Linked DNA regions of Homo sapiens: region 1 is linked to region 2. A link is an interaction called in ENCODE POLR2A ChIA-PET data of the cell type or tissue named here. Cell type or tissue: PC-9. All regions are shown on one strand. Links, peaks and the distances in the headings refer to the core of each region. The heading gives the core; the rest is flanking DNA. Region 1 overlaps CAV1 (caveolin 1). Region 2 has its middle 100 kb from the start of CAV2-DT.

Evidence for each region. ChIA-PET counts read pairs that join two places held together with the same protein. Peaks named below come from ENCODE experiments on the same cell type or tissue, not always from the same donor. Only the 100,000 strongest peaks of a DNase experiment are listed, where the experiment ranks them.
Region 1: POLR2A ChIA-PET joins it to region 2 with 5 read pairs; 3 of 35 experiments call an interaction of 5 or more read pairs at or near these places.

Annotation. Positions count from the first base shown.
Region 1 is chr7:116,540,767-116,545,164 of GRCh38, reverse strand. The region is part of intron 2 of CAV1 (caveolin 1); the gene reads right to left. Among named protein-coding and RNA genes, the nearest start is that of CAV1, 18 kb to the right of the region's middle. RefSeq lists an enhancer at 4,096-4,390 and a silencer at 4,096-4,390. In PC-9, for the core only: no CTCF peak of the experiment used is centred there; no DNase peak of the experiment used is centred there.
Region 2 is chr7:116,393,639-116,398,036 of GRCh38, reverse strand. No RefSeq gene overlaps it. Among named protein-coding and RNA genes, the nearest start is that of CAV2-DT, 100 kb to the left of the region's middle. In PC-9, for the core only: no CTCF peak of the experiment used is centred there; a DNase peak (open chromatin) is centred at 2,446; H3K4me3 peaks cover 468 bases; H3K27ac peaks cover 2,192 bases.

The DNA of each region.
Region 1 (4,398 bases), core at 159-4,158, 150 kb before region 2:
CCCTGGAAGGGAAGAAAAACTTTCCCTTGACTGAGAACTACCACTCTAGAAAATCGGAATACAATGTAATAAGACACAATTTGAAGTTGAGAAATATTTCTAGCCTAGAATGCTTGTTTATTGCAGGCACTTTTGCCTTGCTGTACTGTGACTTTGTGAGTTCATTCATTTATACAATATTTATGAAGCGTCTACGTTTTGAGGATGGAGTAAGTGAAATGAGGAAACGACCAGGACAAGGTCAATGAGCTAGCCATGGGTAACTGAAAAGGGGACAGTGCCTATAAAATAGAGATGGCCTCTGGCTTCTCAGGCTCACTCAGGAATTATTACCAAGGAAGGGTGATTTCCTTCTATGGTGCACTTACTTTTAAGGTAAGAGAGGAAGTCATTTTCGTACTTGCCTCTCTAAATCACTAACCTCTAGAATTCAGACTGGAATCTTGAGTATTTCTCCCAGGACAATTCCTCAAACCCTTTTCTACATCAAGGACTCCCCATTTGCTGTTGATTTTGCCTGGAGCACTCCTTCAGCACTCTGCACTTGGCTCACTCTAAGTTATTCATAATGTTTTAACCTAAATGTTTTTTCTTCAATGACTTCTTTCTAGCCCCCACCTTCTTTTCTCACCTGGACCTTTTATTTATTTATTTATTTCATCTAGCCTATCACATCCTTATTTAATGTAGTGTGTGTGTATGTGTGTGTGTGGTTATTATTTCTGATACTAGACTCTAAGCTCCCTGGAATGTAGTAGGTAGTAAATTAATATTTGTTGAATAAATGAATGAATTAGTGAATACTGCTATTTACTAAGTTATATTTTTCTCTTTCTCCTGTTTACAAGAACACTAACCTGATAAAATCTCCCAGGGAAAGGAGAATTCTGAATGTGTTATTATCTGGCGTAAGAATTAGTGATTGCATTCATTGATTGAATTTATTTATTCTAATCCAGGCATAATTTTGGCAAAAAGGTGAACAAAATGGAAGACAAATTAATTCAATTTTTGCTTATCATGAAATTTGAGTTAAAACCTACAGATTTTGGCATAGCTCTGCCCGTGGAGATGATGATTTCCTTAAGAATGTTTAGGTGGTCTGGAATTCAAACGCCTTCATGTTTACCTTCAGAATCATATGGCTGGGGTGTTAAGTGATGGAATTAAAATCATGCAGGGGCCTAAATGGTAAACTTTATATGAGTCAGAGAGAAACAAACTCTTTACAGCTAGGTAATGGGAAAATTTGACTCTAAGTAACAGTGTTTCTGCCCTGTAGCTCTTAGTCATCTGATCCTATTGCTCACAGATGGGCTGTTAAAAAACAAAAACAAAACAAAACAAACGATAGAAATGGGGCCATGTGAACTAGGTGAATTTGACAACTGTCAGCACTCAGAAAGTCTGAGCACTTTTTATTTAGCTAGACCTTCTTAAGGCCACTGCTCTAACTAAAGTTGCAAGTAATTATGCACTTCTCTGTCATGTGAACTAAGATGAATTGGCTGGTTGCAAAAACAAAACAAAACAAAACAAAAAAACAAAACAAAACCCAAACCTGAAAGTTTGTAGCCAACTTTGGAACTGATTTTCTGATCCATCTTAGAACAGATACAGCCAATTTGGTGGCAAGGATGATTAGAGGGAAGACCACAGAGTTCTGAGCCCAGATCAGAATGGGAAATGAACTCCAACTCTTGATCTTCTTCAGTACCAAATATTTATTTGTGGTCCTTTTGCATTCAGCATGCCATCTGTTGATAGCTCAGTATTTCAAAGATGATTTAATTAAATACCACGGTCTGTATATTAACAGTGAGGATGTTGACTGGTAAAACCTAGGAAGAGGGTAATAAAAATACTACTGATGAGAGGTCTTCCACTGTCTCTTTGTGTGGGCTTTCTGCACTCTTACAGGCTTCAACTCTTGTATGAATACTGGTCAACTAGAATCTCGGAATTTTATAAATAAAGGCAACTTAGAGATTGTCTGTTTCTGCCTCTTGATTTTATAGATGAAGAAACTACAGTCCAGAGTGTAAGTGCCTTTTCCAAGGCCCAATATAACCCTGGAGGTCCATGTTCAAGAAAGGACTGAAATTCAGTCTTTCATTCTGAGGCTCAGTTTCCTTGTCTGCTCTGAGGAGGGACTGGTATCTTCTCAGTAACCTAAGGTCTCTTTTCTGTGCCAGGAACTGGAGAAAGAATGATGTCTGCCTGTCCCTGGGCCCTGTGAAGATCTCTGTGGCCACTCGCACTTTGGGAATTTTGCTGCATAATTTCGAAAAAAACTAGTGCATGTTGTCAGCTTCATTCCTAGTATGTCTAAGCCATGAACTCAGGTGGGAAAAGGGGGAGGGGGATGATACTCTGGTGTTCTAACTGGCTAAGCTTCCTCTTGGGAAGAATTAAAAATAAACAGGCAAAGGAAAGGAAGGAACCACAGAGCTGGATTACATAAGTGATATGAGATTTGTGCTATGTACAAAGTATATCTCATGTAGTTGCTAAAGCAGTGTGCAAGAAAGAATTTTTTGTAATAGAAATTTGAGTGACAAATATATTCCAGTAAAAATGCCAAGGACCTCCCCAGATGAGGACCTAGTGAAATGATAACTACCCCACTGTGGCCTTTAAGGTCCTGAAAGTCTTGTCATGATAAAGTGTTTAATTATTAAGAAATTCTGAGAGTCTAAACCAGACCCAATTTTAGCTATACATTAGCAGCACCTGAGAGCCTTAAAAAAAGAATACAGAGTTCTGGGCCCCACCACAGACCAATTAAATCAGAATTTCTAGGGTTGGGGTGTTTAAAACAGTGTTTTTAAATGTTCCCCAGATGATTTGCAGCCAGGGTGAAGAACCACTGGTCTAAATTCACAGAACAGCCAGCTTTCGCAGAGACCACACTCTTTCATGAGTTTCTATCACAATAGGGGTTTATACAAGCTGCAAAACTGTGTGAATATGCAACGTGTAGGAGGGAGTGGATGGGCAGGCTTGCCATACAGATAATGCTTCATGCTGACCTTTTGGTATATACAATGCATGCCTTTTGCAGTGTTCTATTTTTCAATGTTTACCACTTGCATTTTCAACCACTGATTGAAACAACGCCACATCAATTCCTCTTTGCCCCTAAACAAACCAAGTATCCTGCTGGCATAGGGGAAAGTGTTCATATGTATGTCTATGTTTAATTATGAGGCTGTGTGTGAAGGCTGTTATGCGCCAGTTAAACTATAACTGTAGAGGCAGAAGGATTTGAGAAGTTATATAGACAAATAAGGAATTTAACACACGACTATTACAAAATAACCTCTGGTGACACATTCCTGGGATTAGCCACTCTTATTACTTGGAAGATCTTCTCTCATGTCACCTAACACTTTTTTTTTTTTTTTTTTTGAGGCAGGCTCTCACTCGGTTGCCCAGGCTGTCATGCAGTGGCACAATCATGGCTCACTGCAGCCTCGACTTCCTGGGCTCAAGCAATCTTCCCACCTCTTGGCCCCCCAAGTAGCTGAGACTACAGGTGCATGCCATCATGCCTGGCTAATTTTTGTATTTTTTTGTAGACATGAGGTTTCACCATGTTGTCCAGGCTGGTCTCAAGCTTCTGGGCTCAAGTCATCTATCCACCTTGGCCTCCCAAAGTGCTGGGATTACAGGAGTGAGCCACCGTGCTCAGCCTACCTAACACTTTTTTAAATAAAAAGCTAAGTGTGCTAGCCTTTCCTATTATTTCTTATCTTGAATGGTAATTGCGTCTGAGCAGTGCTTTTCTTGTAAGTCTCATACTAACCTGACAATAACCAAAGGTAATTGTCATTCCATGTTTCCTTCCAACCCTTCCAATAAATCACCTACACGAAACAGTCCCTCCTCAGCCTTACCCTGGGTTTCCTCTTGGCTCCTTATTCCTTTCCTTTTGCTCTTCCCTAGGGCTTCTCCAGAATCTCTACCTCCCTCTTAAGATCAAAGCAGGAACCTATTCTGAATGAGTCTAACCAAAGCAGAAGAGGTACAGAATCTTGTATGTGACATTCCTTGAAATATTTCATTGTGCTTCTTTTAAATTATCATTAAATTATTTAGATGCTTAATTTTCTGGAACAATTGACAGACCTAGTTTGAGTCCCCACTTACTCAAGGAGGTATGGCATGTGGATTCATCTATGGGTGTGTTTACAATAGTGACTCAACCTGGAGACCTTGGCCCCTTGGAACTGTGGAATTATTACAAGGGGGGTTTCCATATCCATTATACTCACCAGGCATCTTGGTTTTCCACATCACAGGCTCCCACAAAAATGACAGCTCTATCCTGGTATCTTCTTGTTTTTATATGCTTACCTATGTGTTGCCTACTTAACATATCTGTTTTATTTCAAG
Region 2 (4,398 bases), core at 328-4,327:
AGGTGCTACACGCCTTTACACAACCAGATCTCCTGTGAACTTATGAGAACAGCACCAAGGAGATGGTGCTAAATCATTCATGAGAAAACCACTCCCATGATCCAGTCACCTCCCAGCAGGCCCCGTCTCCAACACTGGGGATTAGAATTCCACCTGAGATTTGGCCAGGGACGCAGATCCAAACCATATCAACATCTGACCTCTAGAACTGTAAGATCATAAATCTGTGTTGTTTTAAGCTGCTAAATTTGTGGTAATTTGCTATAACAGCAATAGGAATCTAATACATATAGAAACCAGTTCACAAACTACACTACTGAGAGTTCAGAGTTTTAGAACTCACTTGTTCTGGTGACTATAGAAGCATCCTGCATCTGCTGCCACTCCAATGGATATCAATGTTCCCAGACAGCTGGGTCTATTCCCTCATCTCCAAGTGCATCTTCCAAGCCTTCCTGCCTCTCTGCACGAATGCTTTTACTGTTCCCTTCTTGTGAAATGACCTCTTGTTATTCTGTTCAGATTCCTTTCCAGCCAGCAGGTTCACTTGTTTCTATAGGTGCACGATTGTCTCTTTGTTCTGTATTACAGTCACTTGGCTGAGAGAAGTCACCTATCTTGGATTAGTTGTAGAAAACTACATACTCTCTTGTGAGCAAATATTTTCCATGTAAGTGAGTCCCAAATCTAAGTATGGCCAAGAGTTGAGACGAGAAAGTTCAATTTCAACTCAATAAACACTTGGTGAATAGCAGCTATCTTCATGGCAGGGAGATTATTGAAAGAAGAATGAGGCTTGCTCCCACGGAGCTCACATCCTTGTGGGTATGACAGATGAGGACATAATACAAGGCAGTATGACAAGGGCTACAAATGACATAAGAACAGAGCTTTGGCATCAGAGGGATCTAATTATTGATATCACATATATACCTATATATGTTAATTTTATGTTATTCTTTATTTCCTCATATTGATGAAAAACTATTTTTATCTGAAACAGTGTGAAAATTAATATCTACTTCACAAATTGCTGTGAGGATTAAATGAAAAAACTAAAAGGTGGATATCCTGATTAGGTCAACAAAATATGCTGAGTTCCTAGTATGCGTTGGGCACTATTCAAAGTTCTGGGAATAGGCTGGGTGTGGTGGCTCACACCTGTAATCCCAGCACTTTGGGAGGCTGAGGTGGGCAGATCACCTGAGGTCAGGAGATCGAGACCAGCCTGGCCAATATGGGGAAACCCCATCTCTACTAAAAATACACACACAAAAAAAATTAGCTGGGTGTGGTGGTGGGCACCTATAATCCAAGCTACTTGGGAAACTGAGGTGGAAGAATCGCTTGAAACTGGGAGGCAGAAGTTGCAGTGAACTGAGATCTCACCACTGTACCCCAGCCCGGGTGCCTCAGAGTGAGACTTGGTCTCAAAACAACAACAACAACAACAACAACAACAACAACAACAACAAAACAAAGTTCTGGGAATACATTTATGAATGAAACAAAGTCACAGTGTTTCTGCATCTTATAGCAGGAAGAGACACACAATATGCAAATAAATGAATAAATATAAATCAATGAAAAATGCTATAAAGTAAAAAAAAAAAAGCAAGGTATAGGGTCATAGAATGACTGGGGGATTGAGGAGAGAGGCAGAGAACAAGTTCCAACATCAGTGCAAAATTCTTGACACCAAGGGCTTACTATAGAGATGTTAAGTTCCCATCATTTTAGAAAAGAATTCCACTTTGTGGATTTCACAAAATGGAATGGAGGAGGTAGTAGTTGGGTTTTAAGGTTGAGGAAGATTTCAGTAGGAAAGGTCTTAAAACTAGAGAAGAAAAGGCATATAGACATGAAGATCCCCAAGTATGTGTATGTGTTATTTCTGATAAAGTGCCTTATTGTCCACATTTGTCAGACCATATTTGTATTCTGTTTTTGAGTAAGGGGTTGTTAATATCACTTAGAGCTTTGGTCTAAAGCTAGGAAGCATTCTCTCCAGTGAATGAGCAAATTGCCTCTGTATCTTTTTATACTTCAGCCAGCCTTGAATGTTTGGGCCAAACTGTTGACCCAGGAAACTGGACCACCAGGCAGGCTCTCAATAATCAAGTTTTATCTGTATTTCCTCTGTAACTATCCTTTTCTCTCTTTAAAAAAAAAAAAAAAAAATTGGCTGCTCTTCTAGTAGAACGAAGCCCTCCTTGATTGCCAGAGATATTTGCCTAGCTTATTTTAATAAAATTAATTTGCTAGGTTAGAATTTCCAAGACAAACTCAGCTTGAGGGAAAAAAAAGGAGGGGGAGGAAGGGGAGCAAGGAGGGAAGAGAGGGCAGGAGAGGGCAGGGATACCTTTGGCTTGCCACAGGATGCGCAGACTCTCTCACCAAAGGAAAAGCAAACAAACAGGCCCACTGCCTGAATCATGGGTGTAAACCAGGGCTGTTTCAGACAGCAGGGAATTCCTAAATGCTGACTGGTGTGGCTAACCTACATGAGTGTGCTAAATAGCAGTGCTAATCTTAATTTTCAGTTCTTTTACATTTTATTTTTTTCTTACGGATTTTTTGTTTGTTTGTTTCCTTAAGAACAAAGAGCAGATTTTTTGTCTTATCCTTGTCCTTCCCCTTCTCTGTGCAAATGTCTAATTTCCACTGTTTAAACTTTCCCTTTTCAGGAGCAAGAAGCTGTCTTCCAGCTTTCTCCTTGATCAAACTTCTGTCTCTTCCTGCCCCCGTTACATTTTTGAAAGTATTATCTACTCATATTTCCTCCATTGCCTTATTGCTTATCATTTGCAATCCAGTTCTTCTAGCAATCTGGTTTCTGCTTTCATTAGTCTACTGAAATTATTTTCTCCAAATGTCAAACTTTGCCAACTTGCTAATTTGGATTTCCTGCTCAGAGTTCCTTTTCTTTTTGACCTTTGCATCATCTGAGACCCTATCCACCTCTCTACTTCTAGGTGTATTATATTCCTTTGATTTTTAAAAATCTAGGTATGCATTTAGTAAAATTACTTGTTTTTTTTTTCTCTTACTCCAAAAGTAAACTTTTTTTTGAGACTTCATTATTGAACTTCTTATATTTTCTCTCCTTTGGCATTTTTTTTTCCTGTCTTAGTAGCTCACCTTTCTCTAGAACTGTAGGTCCAAATCTCCAACTACCTGATGAATATTTCCATCTGTGTTGTCTCATCAGTTCCTCATTTTCGCACATCAAGGGTGCATTCCGTCGTCTTCCTCTGATACAGTCAATCAGAGTATCTAAACAAAATTCCCACGATTAATGTATTTCTTTCAAGCAATATAGATGAAAAATGATACATGAAAATAAGATATTCAGGGTGCTTCAATTGCTAGTGCTTTTCATTTTAACTGTTTCTCTGGTAATATTTTAAAGAGAGTTTGGTACAATTTTTTTTTTTTTTTTTTGAGATGGAGTCTCGCACTGTCGCCTGGGCTGGAGTGCAGTGATGCTATCTTGGCTCACTGCAACCTCCGCCTCCTGGGTTCAAGTGATTCTCCTGCCTCAGCCTACTGAGTATGCGGGATTACAGGTGCCTGCCACCAGGCCTGGCTAATTTTTTTTTTTTTGTACGTTTAGTAGAGATGGGATTTCACTATGTTGGCCAGGCTAGTCTCGAACTCCTGACCTCGTGATCCACCCGCCACGGCCTCCCAAAGTGTTGGGATTACAGGTGTGAGCCACCGCACCCCGCCCGCAATCCACCGTGCCGGGTCTGGTACACTTTTATGAGTGAATTGGCACATTTTATAATTGAACATAAGAATTCAAGAGAGTTTGAAACATACCCCTAGCAGATCCTTTAGAAGAGCTAGTCTATTTTCACAGTTATCATTCTCTTATGGAACCTTACCACACTTCTTTACATGCTAAATTTCTAAGTTCCAAGTTGTCTTAACCTGAAAAATATTTTATTTTTTCTTGTACGTTCTTTTGTGAGTATCACAGTTCTCTATCCAGGCTGGGACAATGATGTATTTAAATAATGAATGTTAAAAAAAAATCCCCATTAGCTTTCCCATCTCACCGTCCACCTGATACTCTATTGCACAAACACCAGGATTAGAAATTGTTTTTCCTCCCACGTCTCCAGCTGCAACCCCGCCAGGCACTGAGTGAGGCTTGTGCAGCTTGTCACAGGCAGAGTTTCCTGTCAATAGCAAAAAGGAAGTGGTGCTTTTGGATGAACCTTCATTGTCCAGGGCTGGAACAGTGATCACCAGGCAGTGATAAGGGCGCTTTTTAATCTACAGGATCTGCACGAATCTAACTAACCTTGTTAGGGAGAAGAGGAAAGAAAGGGCGGTCACAAATTGTGTTGGGAACACTCTTTCCTCAGCCTCTTATATCCCAGCAACCAA